2 separate regions of the Homo sapiens genome follow, and region 1 is linked to region 2. The links are chromatin loops, found by intact Hi-C in ENCODE. Cell type or tissue: PC-9. All regions are shown on one strand. Each heading gives the region's core, and the rest is flanking DNA. Links, peaks and the distances in the headings are about the cores only. Region 1 overlaps CUX2 (cut like homeobox 2). Region 2 overlaps CCDC63 (coiled-coil domain containing 63).

Region 1 (7,074 bases), core at 2,093-4,592, 400 kb before region 2:
AGCCATTACTTAGAGAATTAAAAGAGCTGTGGCTGTATTTTTGCCTTTGGCTGGTAATGCAGGTCATAGTGATTATGTTTAACTACATAATGACCTGGACAATCAGGATGCTATGCCCAATGTATGCATATTGAGACCCATACACATTCATGTTCACATTTGAATTTATTATTTATTTATACGTATCTTGCCTTGTTCCAGAAATGGTTCAAGTCAATTTTGTTTTGGGAAGAGTTTCCTGGTATGTGGGACTGTAAAGGAAATATTTTTATGTTTCTGTACAGTTAGGGAACCCTGAGCATATCTGATTGAAAGCTGAGATCTGGACTAAAGGACAAGCCTTGAAAATTCAACTCATGGCTGATTAGCTACTGAGAACCCCAGAGGTTTCCTTCCCTGGAGGTTTATGTGTTTAGACATCAAGGGTGGGTGAGACCCACATCATGGAGACAGCCCCTGAACAGTAAAGCTGGGTTTTAAAGCAATTAGCTGGGGCTGGGCATGGTGGCTCATGCCTATAATTCCAGGACTGTGAGAGGATTGCTTGAGACCACGAGTTTGAGACCAGCTTGGGCAACATAGCAAGATACCATCTTGACAACAGCAAGAAAAAATTACGGCTGTGGTGGTGTGAGCCTGTAGTCCTTGCTACTTGGGAGGATCCCTTGAGCCCAGGAGTTTGAGGCTGCAGTAAGCTAGGATCTTGCCACAGCACTCCAGTCTGGGTGACAGAGCTGGACCCTGTCTCTTGGAAAAGAAAAAAAAAAAGCTACTAGTCTTACCTCCCCCTCCAGAGATGTGTCTACATTCCAGAGGCTAACAGCCAGCGTCCTTGTCTCTGTCCACATGACACTTGGGAGGTAGATTCTTTCCCTTCCTCTCTCAGAAGGTCCCTCTCCTACATAACCACCTAGATTCAGAATTGGGGCGGTCCTCGCCTAGAGTACAAACTTAAGTACATGTGGGATGACAGCTGGTTCTCATTTTCTCACCCCAGGAGTAAGAATTGGGGCAAACTGGTGTGGTTATTATCCTGTAAGTAATAATATGGATCTGCTGTACCCCAGCATCCTCATTAAAATAGTATTAATAAATACAGAGATTAAAAACCTAATACACTGACATTTATTTTCTTCTCTATACGTCTCCATAATGTGTGGGTTTTAGTTTTGGACTCAGGAAAACATTATTAGACGTGCTTCCTATTCCAAGTACTATAAGCTGGATTTTTTTTTTTTTTTTTTTGAGATAGGGTCTCACTCTGTTGTCCAGGCTGGAATGCAGTAGTGTGATCATAGCTCACTGCAGCCTCCATCTTCCTGGACTCAGGTGATCGTCCCACCTCAGCCTCCTGAGCAGCTGGGACTACAGGCGTACACCACCATGCCTGGATAGTTTTTAAATATTTTGTAGAGATGAGGTCTCCCTATGTTTCCCAGGCTGGTCTCAAACTCCTGGGCTCAAGTGATCATCCCACCTCGGCCTCCCAGAGTGTTGGGATTAGAGGCATGAGCTATTGTGTGCAGTCTTGCCTGTTCTTATAAAGTTTTATTGGAATACAGCCATGCTCATTCACTTACATATTGTCTATGCTTTCATGCTATAATGGCAAAGTTGAAAATCTGTGTCAGAGACTGTATGGATTGCACAGCTGAAAATATTTACTCTCTGACTCTTTATAGAAAGTTTGCCCTCCCCTGGGTTAGACGATGGTGCACCCTGCTGAGGAACACCACACAGCCGTAAAACAGAGGAGGAACTGCTTTCTATACTGATACGGAAGGAGCTCAAAGATATAGACGGGGAAAAGTAAGGTTCACAATGGTATGCATAGTATATTATCATTTTGTTTTTAAAAGGGGTGGCTGGGCACAGAGGCTCACACCTCTAATCCCAGTGCTTTGGGAGGCCCAGGAGGGTGGACTGCTTGAGCTCAAGAGTTTGAGATCAGCCTGGGCAACATGGCAAAACCGCATCTCTACAAAACATATGAAAATTAGCCGGATGTGGTGGTGCGTGCCTGTAGTCCCAGCTACTTGGGGGACTGAGGCAGGAGGATTGCTTGAGCCCCAGAGGTTGAGGCTGCAGTGAGCTGTGATCGCTGCAATGCACTCCAGACTGGATGACAAAGTGAGACCCTGCCTGTCTCAACAAAAAGAGGCCGCTGGTTAAAATAGATATATTCTGGGCAACATGGTGAAACCTCATCTCTACAAAAAAATACAAAAAATTAGCACGGCGTGGTGGCACACGCCTCTGTTCCCAGCTAACTGGCTACCTGGGAGGCTGAGGTGGGAGGATCACCTGAGCCGGGGAAGTCAAGGCTACAGTGAGCCATGATTGTGCCACTGCACTCCAGCCTGGGCGACAGAGTATGACCCTGTCCCCCTTGCCCCCCACAAAAAGATATATTCGTGGGCTTGTGAATGGATTGACCATCTCTGGAAGGAGAACCCAGGGGCTGGTGAGAGAGGCTGCTGCAGGGGAGGAGAACTCGGAGGAGAGCTGGACTTTCCTAGACAGGCCCTTGTGTAGCTTCTTGAGTTCTGAACTACATGAATGCATTACCTATTCAAAAAATCATTCTAAAAAGGCTATGTAGCCTATACAAAATGGGGCTTACTTAATGATCATTTCAGAAAAATATGCTGGACCTAAGCTCAGGGAAGCCACTGCGGTTACCACCACCACGGTAACCTAGCCCTGACTTTGGCCTTCCCGACCCTCCTAGGGGACACTGCTTCTATAGGGGTAGGGGCTCATAGAGTCTCAGCACTTCCAGCCCAGGCCTGCACCTTCTGGTGGCTTCCCAGGGACATAGAATCAGCCCTTTTATCCAAGTCTCCTCTGTAGGAGGGAGTGCCCCCACCCTGCGCCCAAAGAGCCACACCTCGGGCCTCTGCTCCTGCTGAGCCTTCTACCTGGCTGCCCTCCCTCAGGGGACAGCATCAGGACTCTGAAACCCAGCTTCAAAATGTCTTCCAAGAGGCCCCTTTTAACTGCCCCTGGGGAAAATGACCTCTCTCCCTGCCACAGTGCGGGCCCGCAGACCTCAGGGCGGGTGGGCATCTTCTCCCACCCCACAGGCAGGAAGATGAGCCAAGGGACAGAGGGCTCAAGGCCCTGCTGGCCTCTCCTGGCCATGTCTCTGGCTGGTGGCATTGCAGGGAGCTGGGGGACAGACATGGTGGGCACTCAAGACTCCGGGCTGGAGCCCCCTGGCTGTGGCTGCCCTTCTTTTAAAGTCCTGCCTGACTCTGCCCACCAGATGGCAGCACCTCTGAGCCGGAGGAAGGCAGGAGGCGGGAGCCCCACTTAGAATCCATGCCTAGATATGCTGTCATTTATTCTTTGGGTCTTAGCTCCACATCCCTTCCTCTAGGACGTCTTCCTGGACTCCCGCAGTCTGGGTCAGCGGCCCCTTCCTGCCTGTTGCTGCTTGGAGCACTCTATTTCCAAGTGTGTCTGTCTGCATTCCCTACCCCAACCCCCTACCCTGGGCCCACCCTGGGAGCTTGGGGAGGGCAGGGCCTGGGGCCCAGACTCCTCCTGGCTCCCTCACTTGGCATGCACAAGACCCACAGTTGAATAAATATTGATGAAGCTCAGTCCCTTCCTCCTCATCTGGCCCGAGACCCCCACCCCAGGCAGAGGGAGCCTCTGGCACCCACGGGTGGGAACTGCGCCTCCTCACCTGATTAGCTTTCTCCAGGTTGGTCATGATCAGGCCGACTTCATCTGCCCTGAGACACAAAGATGAGGCCCTGAGGAAGGGCTTCCGGCGGGCTCCAGGCCCCCGCCCCTCCTGACACCCCCAGCCCCTGCCTGAGCCCAGGGGAGGGCTGAAGGCCTTGCTACAGGAGAGAAATCGGGCTGGGGAGAAAAGAGCCTAGGCTTCGAGGAAAAGGGAGTAGGGCGTCAGCACTGCACCTCTTCAGGACAGCCTGGCCTCCCCTCTCCCCCAGGGGCCACTCTCTGAACTCCACCTCCAAGCCTTTGTCCTGGTAGTGCCTGGAATGCCCATCCTCAAGAGAACAGCCCCCGGCTTTAAAACCCTGATCACAGTGTTCTCCGGGGAGGCCGCCCTGCACTGTCCCCAGTGGTCACTTGTTTACTGCGCTGCCCAGCCCCCTGCAGGCTGCCAGCATGGAGGGGCTTGGGAGAGGCATCCCCTCTGTTAGCAGGGGGTGGGAGACGCGGGGGGCACGTGGGGAGCACTTTGTGACCCAAGGCCACACACATGCTTCATGCATGCTTAGGGCCTTCCTTGGCTCAAGCTGTTCCTGCTGCCTGGAGCACCCTTCCCTGCTTTCTTCACATGGCCTTCTCCTCATTCTGAAAGCCACCTCCTCCAGGGAGTTCTCCCTGACTACCCTGGATAAAGGACCTACCCCTGCTTGTCATTCTCTTTTCCCATCCCCAGTTCTTCCCTTTGTAGCATTTGCCATGTGCCAAGAACAGTGCTGGGCATACCGTAAGTGCTCAATATGTGTGAATGAACAAATGTATCACTGCACATCAGTTTTTGTCTCCTCTCCTTGACTGAGGACCGGGTCATGTTCTCATGTTTCCTCCAAGGACCCAGAACAGCACTGGATAAACAGCAGGTGCTCAATAAGTGTTTGCAGAATGAATGATTTCTTAAAGCCTAAAGAAACGCTTGAGTCCAGAGTAATTTAGGTGAATGCCTCTCAGCCCCTGAGGATTGGAGTGTGGAGCTGGGGAGCGGGGACAGTCCCAGGGGCCCAGAGCAAAGGGGGAGGCCCCCACCAAGCAGCCCCTCACTCAGCCCAGGTCCCAGGACATTATTTATGGCTGTGGTGTGTGAGTGGCACAGCAAATGACAGCTGTGTGCCTTTGGGGGTGAGGAGCAGAGGTGCTTAATGAAACGGGGGCCTCCAGCCGAGACTCAGAGGAAGGAGAAGAGTCAGAAAGAGGAGGCATGTCTGAGAGGTCAGAGGGAAGAGACATGTCTGGAGGGACAGAGGGAGGATGTAAGTCCTGGAGGATCAGAAGGAGGAGGCAAGTACTGGAGGGCCAGAGGGTGGAGGCGTGTCTGGGATGATCAGAGGGAGGAGGCGTGTTTGGGAGGGTCAGAGAGAGGAGGCGTGTCTGGGAGGGTCAGAGGGAGAAGGCCTGTCTGGGAGGGCCAGAGGGTGGAGGCATATCTGGGAGGGTCAGAGGGAGGAGGCAAGTACTGGAGGGTCAGAGAGAGGAGGCCTGTCTGGAAGGGTCAGAGGGAGGAGGCGTGTCTGGGAGGGTCAGAGGGAGAAGGCCTGAGAGGGCCAGAGGGTGGAAGCAAGTACTGGAGGGTCAGAGGGAGGAGGCCTCTCTGGGACGGCCAGAGGGTGGAGGCAAGTACTGGAGGGTCAGAGGTAGGAGGCCTCTCTGGGAGGGCCAGAGGGTGGAGGCGTGTCTGGGATGGCCAGAGGGTGGAGGCAAGTACTGGAGGGTCAGAGGGAGGAGGCCTCTCTGGGAGGGCCAGAGGGTGGAGGCGTGTCTGGGATGGCCAGAGGGTGGAGGCAAGTACTGGAGGGTCAGAGGGAGGAGGCCTCTCTGGGAGGGCCAGAGGGTGGAGGCGTGTCTGGGATGGCCAGAGGGTGGAGGCAAGTACTGGAGGGTCAGAGGGAGGAGGTGTGTCTGGGAGGGTCAGAGGGAGGAGGCAAGTACTGGAGGGTCAGAAGGAGGAGGCCTGTCTGGGAGGCCTCCAAGGGAGGAGGTACACCTCAGCAGGGCTCACTTACTTGGATGCTGCCTCCTCGTCGTACTTCCGCCGCAGCTCTAGCAGCTCTGCCTGCGTAGCCTTTAGCGCTGGGAGAAAGCAGAGGCAGGGTGAGGCCCCACCTCCGAGTGGGAAGGAGCTGGGTCTCCCAGGGAGGTGGAGCCCACTCCTTCTGCGAAGCCCAGCAGGCAGAATGAGAGCTCGGGTAGTGAGGGAGATCTTTCTCTCAGTCAGAACTGGTGACGGTGAGTGAGTTTCCTGCCCCTAAAGGGGCTCAGGCTGGTGAGAGGGATGTGCAGTGGCTGGGGTGGGCAGTGCGGGGCAGATGAGGTCTCTCCATGGGCCTAGGTAGCTCAGGGGACCCAGGCCGGGGTTGGGGGGTGGAGGCGTGGTGCTGTCTGCCCCATGACCTGGGGTATAAGCCCCCCAACACCCTTAAGTCATTTCAGGACCTGGGCAGGGCCATCCATCCCGAGGTGTTCAACCACCCCGAGGTTCCAACCTGGCAGGCCGGAAGACAGGGAAGATCCACACAATGAACAGATTCATGTGTTACAATGAACGAGCGTTTTTGATACAACTCCAGATTTCTAATTTCTCTGGGAAAATGGAAGGGCCTGGCCACAGGGGACCATATGGTAGCGCCTGGCTGGTACTAAGCAGTGGCTGTCTCTTTAGATGAGGCCTCATTTCTCCAGTTTGCCCCAGACCTCACCCCTCCCCAACGCCTCCCCTAAGTCGGTGGCTTGGTAGCGTTTTGGCCCCTGCAGGGGTTGTATTAAATTAATTAATTAATTAATTAATTAATTAGAGACAGGGTCTTGCCATGTTGCCCAGGCTGGTCTCAAACTCTGGGGTTCAAGCGACCCTCCCACTTCAGCCTCCCAAAGTGCCAGGATTACACATGTGAGCCACCACGCCTGGCCATCACCTGAATTAATTCTGTCTCAAATCCTCTTTCCACAGCAATGTGGCCTCTGGGGCATAGAGGCTCAGCCCCCCACTGGGTAAGATTATTCTTCCCAAACTCCCATTTTGCCCTCTTGATTCTAAAACACCTGGATGTGGCAGACCCCAAGCCGTGACCCCTCGTTGACAGCATTACCGTCCCCTCCCAGTCCTCCCTCTAGGCCACATGGTGCCGACACATACCTGAATGTAGGACTTTGATTTTCTCCTCTGCCTCCCCCAGTCTGGCCGCCAAAGTGATCTGTACTTCTTGAAGGCCCCTGCGGAGAGACGAGGCCTGCTTGTGCTGGCTGCAGGGACAGGCCTTGCCTGGGGCCCCCGAGTCGAGCCCCATCTTGCTTCCTACCCCTTGCCCACTCCCTGTAACCTGCACCTCTGTCTTT
Region 2 (7,074 bases), core at 1,498-3,997:
TTAAAGTGTGGTCCCAGGACAAGCAGCATCAGCTTCACCTGGGAACTTGTTAGAAATGCATATTCTTGGCCCCCACCTCAGTCTTACTCAGTCAAAGGCCCTGGGGGTGGACCAGGCCACCTGGTTTTAGCAAGCCTCCCGGTGATCCTGGTGCACAGTAAAGTCTGAGAAGCTCTGCCAGCCTGTTGGATCTCAGCCTTGGCTTCACACTGGTATCACCTGGGAACTTTAAAAATATTTGCTGCCCAACTCCACCCTCAGTGATTCAGAGTCTTAATTGGCCTGGGGCGCAGCCTGGGCATCTGGGAGTTCTCATTAAAGCCTCCCAGGTGATTGTGACGTGCAGCTGGACTGAGGATCACTGTTCTAGGGTATTTCCTTCCCTGATTCCTGCCTCTCCCTCAGAGATCTTAGCTTGCAAAGGTGAACTGGACCCTGGGTGAACCAGCCCCATTCCCACTGGTGAACTCTGCACGCACCATCCCGGATAATGATCTCAAGGGGTCGGCCCTATTCACACCCCTATTTTACAGGTGAGAAAACTGAGGCTCTGAGGCATACAGCCAGGAGAAGGAAGCCAGGAATTGAGCTCAGTCTCTCAACCAGCACATCAGGTGGCTTCCTCCACCCGGCTACTAGAATGTTTAGTTCCCAGGGCTGCAAATTTCCCATATGACAAGAGCGGCCCTTTCTAAAGATGCATTAGGCCAGGCATGGTGGCTCACGCCTATAATCCCAGCACACTAGGAGGCTAAGGTGGGAGAGTCACTTGAGCCTGGGAGGTTGAGGCTGCAGTGAGCTGTGATCCCACCACTGCACTCCAGCCTGGGCGACAGAGCAAGACTCTGTCTCAAAAAATAAATAAATTATAATAAAAGTGCATTTAAGAAAATCACAATTTTAAAAAAATCACAGGATTCATTTTTTAAAAGTCAATGTTCAGCTTGATGTGGTGGTTATAATACATGTCTAGCTCCTAAAATATTCCAGGTACTTTACACACATCATCTGAACTCAGCCTCATAATCGGCCTAGTTTTCAGATGAGGAATGTTGAGGCCAGAGAAGAAAAGTGAATTCAGGTTTAGCTTCCCTGTACCAAGCTCATCCAAAGGCTTGACCTTGAGCTCAACTCTTCACTTTGGCAATTATTTAGTAACAAAGTGAGGGTGACTTACCAGTTTTTCTGGCTCACATGATAACAACAACAATAATAATAGCTACAATGTACAGCTCTCTGCATTACAGTGTGCCAAATGTATACATGTGTGATTTTATTCAACCTTCACAGCCCTAAGAAGTAGGTATGATTATTATCCCCATTTTACAGATGTGGAAACTGAGGCTCAGAGAGGTTGAGTCACTACCTCAACGTCACAGAGCTAGGAAGTGACTTTTCTGCAAGTCATAGCCAGGCTCCCAGAGCTTGGTTGCTTAATTCCTATGCAAAACCCTCCCATGATGGATGTGGTCCCACCACTTCTCCCAAAGGGAAGGAGATGATGAAATAAAGGGTTTCAAGAATAGAGCAGGTGGAAGTGATCTTTAGCAGGGGGTAGGAAACATCTGTGAGTCTATTGCTATCAAGACTGATTCTGGCCAGGCACAGTGACTCACGCCTATAATCCCAGCACTTTGGGAGGCCAAGGCGGGCGGATCACCTAAGGTCAGGAGTTGGAGACTAGCCTTGCCAACATGGTAAAACCCCGTCTCTACTAACAATACAAAAAATTAACCGGGTATGGTGGCACGTGCCTGTAATCCCAGCTACTCGGGAGGCTGAGGCAGGAGAATCGCATGAACCCGGGAGGTGGAGGTTGCAGTGAACCGAGATCGTGCCACTGCATTCCAGCCTGGGCGACAGAGCGAGACTCCGTCTCAAAATTAATTAATTAATTAATTAAAATTAAAAAATAAATTAAAAATTAAAGTTATCTCGGCATGGTGGTGTGCACCTGTAATCCCAGCTACTCGGGGGCGGAGGCAGGAGAATCGCTTGAACCCGGGAGGTGGACGTTGCAGTGAGCGGAGATCGCGCCACTGCACTCCAGCCTGGGCAACAGAGTAAGACTCCGTCTAAACAAACAAAGAAACAAACAAAAACAATTATCCTGCTTAGAGTATCTGCATTTGAAAAGAAGCCCCTCAAAGTCATGCTAAAGCCAAAGTAACAAAAAGCTAGCGGTGGGGCTTCAGGCAGAGGCGAGGGAGATGTTTGGCTTTGCCTGATCAGCCTGTTCCAAACGCCAAGATGTAGAGGGGCGCCAGTCTCAACCTCAACAAGAGTCTGGATTCTGGGTGGCCCCGAGTGAAGGACGTGGGCCCCAGGCATCTGCCCAGCTTGGGGAGGGTCTCCGTGGACCTGGACCCTGCCTGGAACCCTGTTATTCCCCATACCCAGATATCCGGGAGATGCCGCTCTGAGCACCTCAATGGGCAGCATGTGCTTTGCTGCCATCCAGTGGCCTAGAGGAGAATAACACCCTGGCGGCCATCCCTGTCTCCCAGGTGCGCGTCAGACAAAAAAAGCAGAAAACAGCCGCAAAGAAGGGAAGGGAAATGACTCCGGAGGGCAGTTGCCAGGTCTTTGTCAGACATATGCTATCCACTCTTTCCTTATACCTCAGTAACAAAACTCTGATTGTATTTAGGGTGGCAATGTGACCAACTAAAAGTTACATTTCCAAACCTCTCTTGCAATAGGGGTGGCCAATGAAGTTTAAATACAGAAGTCATTGGCTGAGACTTCTGGGAAGGCACTTTTAAGCTGTCTGACTCTGCTAGTGAGGATTTTTGTTGTTGTTGTTGCAGCTCCCACTTTCTTCCTATCTGGAATGTATATGCAACGGCTGGATCTATGGCAGCTACGATGCAACCATGAGGTGCCCTTGGAATATAAGTCACCCACTAAGGATGGCAAAACAGAAAGACGGAGCCCAGGTCACTGATGACATCATAAAGGTGCCATACCAGCCCTGAAGTGCCTATTTCCAGACTTATTTCCTTTTTTTTTTTTTTTTTGAGACAGGGTCTCACTGTGTTGCCCAGTGCAGTGACACGATCTCGGCTCACTGCAACCTCCACCTCCCAGGCTTAAGCAATTCTCCTGCCTCAGACTCCCAAGTAGCTGGGATTACAGGTGTGCGCCACTACCACCTGGCTAATTTTTGTATTATTAGTAGAGATGGGGTTTCACCAGGGTGGCAGACTTATTTCTTAAAGTAAATAAACTTGTATCTTGCTTAAGCCACTATTATTTGGAGTCCCTATTATTAGCAGCTGAATAAAGCTCAAAACGTATACAATATCCCAGCTCCTTGATGTTGGTCAAGTGACTTAACTTCCGTGAACCTTAGCCTCTGCATCTGTAAAACGACGAGATCAACAGCACCTGCCACCAGGATTCAATGAAAGTGCAAGCCAAGCTCTTAGCCCGGCGCCTCGTACATGGTAATTACTCCAGAAGTGTGTGTATTTGCTATTACTGATTGAGAACAGGGCACAGGCAGGACAAGGGGAAGAAAGAGGGAAAGAGGCAGAGATCCATGTGGAAGGAGCCCATCAGGGATGAAATTGCAGGCCCAAGAGCCCGGGCTGGACTCCCTGAAAAGGGGGGTGGGGGCTTTAGAATGGAAGAAGGGACAGAATTCCACAATGACATTGTAGCAGAGGCTGCCCGGGACAAAACGTCAGGACATGTCTGGATGTGATCCAGGCCAGCCTGAGTCATGGGGCAGACCTCTTACTGCTCCTGAGAAGCAGCTGACAGATGCCCGACGGACAGACAGACAGAAGCTCCCGTCAGACACAGAGACAGACAACAGAAGCTCCCGCATCCCTCCCTCCCGATCCTGTTCTCACCTCCAGCTGTCTCAGGACAGAGTGGTTGTCATCGTGGGACAATTTCTGCTGGGATCGCAAGAGGATGATCTCGTCCTGCTCGGGAGAGAACAAGACCATGAGGAAAAGTGGGCTCTTCCCTCCCCACTGCTCCCAAAAATAAGTGTGCGCCTCAAAGAGTCGATGAGGATTTCAATGATCCGTTTCAAAGAGCCCCAAACACCTGGGCCCCTCTTAGGCCCGTGGGGTTATTATTTTTTTTTCTTCTGATGTTTCTTAAGTAAAAGGAGGGTGAGAGCATGAAAGGGGGTGGGAGGGGTGAGTCATCCTTTCTTTCTTTATCTTTTTTTTTTGAGATGAAGTCTCGCTGCGATGCCTAGGCTGGAGTGCAATGGCACAATCTTGGCTCACTGCAACCTCCTAGATCTCCCAGGTTCAAGCGATTCTCCTGCCCCAGCCTCCTGAGTAGCTGGGACTACAGGCACGCACCACCAAGCCCAGCTTTTTGTATTTTTACTAGAGATGGGGGCTTCACCATATTGGTCAGGCTGGTCTCAAACTCCTGACCTCAGGCGATCCGCCCGCCTCAGCCTCTTCTGGAAAATTCTAGAACAATGCAGTCAATAGAATTTTCTGTTCTGATGGTAATGTCCTATCCACCCTAATACTGTAGTCACTAGCCACATGGTGCTGAGCACTTGAAATATGACTGGTGCCACTAGGAACTAATTTTTCTTTTTTTTCTTTTTTTATTTTTATAGAGATGGGGGGTCTCACTATGTTGCCCGGGCTGGTCTCGAACTCCTACACTCAAGCAATCCTTCCGCCTCAGCCTCCCAAAGTGCTGGGATTACAGGCCCACAGTGGCACAGAGCCACTGTGCCCAACCTCTGATGAACTAATTTTTAGATATTGTTTAATTTCAGTTAATGTAACTTAAAAAGCCACACGTGGCTGGTGGCTATGGTATTGAAGAGTGTGGCTGTGGAGTGGGAGTTCTCAAACCTGAGCATACTCTCAGACTCTCCAGAGTCACCTGGAGGCTTGTGAAAATGCAGAATGCCAGAACCCATGCCCAGGGCTTCCGATTCTGTTGGTCTGGGTGGGGCCTAAGAATGTACATTTCTAACAAGTTCCCAGGTGATGCTGCCACTGCTGTCCCAGGGACCAGCTTTGAGAACCACTGGGCTTAAACCATGTGCTCTGATAGAAAAAAGCTCACACCTTTCGACCGACCAATCTCATGCCTAGGAGTCTGTCCCATGGAAATAACAGAACAGGTCGGCAAAGGTGGACCCTCAGGGCTGTCTGTTGTATTCTTGTTTATAGTGGCCCCCAGTTGGGGACAATCAAATGTCTACTGATAGGGGGTCAGTTAATGATGGCACATTCATAAAACAGGGGAGAGGGTCTTGGGTTAAAATATGGCTAAAATGCAGATTCCTGGCCCATCCACAGAGAAGCTATGTCTGTAGGTATGGGAGGGGTTCTGGGGAATGTGCTTTTCTTCTTCTTCTTTTTTTTTTTTTTTTTTTTTGAGAAAGGGTCTCTCTCTGTCACCCAGGCTGAAGTGCTGTGGCATAATCACGGCTCACTGAAGCCTTGACTGCGATCCTCCCATCTCAGCCTCTCAAGCAGTTGGGACCACAGGCACATGCCTGACTAATTTTTTAAAAATTTTTCTGTAGACACGGAGTCTCACTATGTTGCCCAGGCTGGTCTTGAACTCCAGTGCTCAAGTAATCTTCCTGCCTCAGCCTCCCAACATGCTGGAATTACAGGTGTGAGCCACTGTGCCTGGACAGGAATGCATTTTTTTTGTTTTTTGGTTTGTTTGTTTGTTTGTTTGTTTGTTTGTTTTGAGACAAGCTCTTGCTCTGTTGCCCAGGCTGGAGTGCAGTGGTGTGATCTCAGCTTACTGCAACCTCTGCCTCTCGGGTTCAAGCGATCCTCCCATCTCAGCCTCCTGAGTAGCTGGGACTGCAGGCATGAGCCACCACACCCAGCCTGGAATGTGCATTTTTAAGAAGCATCTTGTGATTCCATGCTACAGAGCATCTAGGGTCTCCAGAAGCCATTAAAAAAACACAGCAGGCTGGGCATGGTGGCTCATGCCTGTTATCCCAGTGCTTTGGGAGGCCAAGGTGGGCAGATCACTTGAGCCCAGGAGTTTGAGACCTGCCTGGGCAATATTGTGATATTCCATCTCTACAAAAAAATACAAAAATTAGCCAGATGTAGTGGTACATGCCTGTAGTCCCCAGATACTCGGGAGGCTGAGGTAGGAGAATCCCTTGAGCCCAGGAGGCGGAGGTTGCAATGAGCCGAGATCCCGCCACTGCACTCCAGCCAGGCGATAGAGCAAGATCCTGTCTCAAAAAAAAAAAAAAAAAAAAAAGAAAAGGAGGAAAAAAATAGAAGATGTTGGGAGGTATCTATGGTAAGTTGTTGGGAAACAAAACGTTTACAGAATAGCATGAACTGTCTAGTATGATCTAGTACTACAAACAGGCTTGTAAATGGGCGTGTGTGTGTGTGTCTGTCTATGTGTGCAAACGTGTAACCACACACTGCCTTCATAAAGCAGTGTCAATAAAATGTTAATTATCTCCAGGTCATGATATCTTGGTGACTTTTACTTTTTCTTTATGTTTTTCTGAATTGCCTACACTTTCCCACAGGTGTATAATAATATATTTACACAATTTGGAAAATTCTACAAAGAACAAATACAAACCCAAATCAGGAAGAATCCCATCTCCTAACATAGCATTGCTTCATGTTTTTGGTAAGAGCTCTATCTTGCTTTTTTTCCCCCTGTAAAGATTGGAAGGCTCATCTCCTTTAATTTTTAAATTTTTTTTTTTTTGAGACAGGGTCTTGCTCTCTTGCCCAGATGGAGTGCAGTGGTGCGATCTTGGCTCACTACAGCCTCGACCTCCCAGGCTCAAGCAATCCTCCCACTTCAGCCTTCTGAGTAGCTGGGACTAGAGGCACACACCATCACACCCAGCTAATTTCTTTTTGTGTCTTGTATTTTTTGTAGAGATGGGGTTTCGCCATGTTGCCCAGGCTGGTCTCAAACTCCTGGGCTCAAGTGATCCGCCCACCTCGGCCTCCCAAAGTGCTAAAAATTTTTAATTTTTAAAAAAGCAGAAAGAACTCTACCAAAAAGATGAAACAATGCTATGTCCGTGTGATGGAATTATTCCTGATTTGGAGGTTGTATTTATAC

What was found. Peaks named below come from ENCODE experiments on the same cell type or tissue, not always from the same donor. Only the 100,000 strongest peaks of a DNase experiment are listed, where the experiment ranks them.
Region 1: a loop joins it to region 2, with 14 times the contacts of the local background. A loop is called at or near these places in 28 of 110 quality-filtered maps.

What each region holds. Positions count from the first base shown.
Region 1 is chr12:111,295,210-111,302,283 of GRCh38, reverse strand. CUX2 (cut like homeobox 2) reads right to left here. Exons shown (of 22, transcript NM_015267.4): 7 at 6,875-6,951; 8 at 5,745-5,811; 9 at 3,695-3,743. The region is part of intron 2 of LOC105369983 (a long non-coding RNA gene); the gene reads left to right. Among named protein-coding and RNA genes, the nearest start is that of MIR6760, 5.4 kb to the left of the region's middle. RefSeq lists an enhancer at 2,400-3,393 and a silencer at 6,855-7,025. In PC-9, for the core only: CTCF peaks have their summits at 3,027 and 3,226 (motif pointing right); no DNase peak of the experiment used is centred there.
Region 2 is chr12:110,889,937-110,897,010 of GRCh38, reverse strand. CCDC63 (coiled-coil domain containing 63) reads right to left here. Exons shown (of 12, transcript NM_152591.3): 9 at 3,861-3,935. Among named protein-coding and RNA genes, the nearest start is that of MYL2, 27 kb to the left of the region's middle. In PC-9, for the core only: CTCF peaks have their summits at 2,262 and 2,462 (motif pointing left); DNase peaks (open chromatin) are centred at 1,540 and 2,490; H3K27ac peaks cover 215 bases; H3K27me3 peaks cover 11 bases.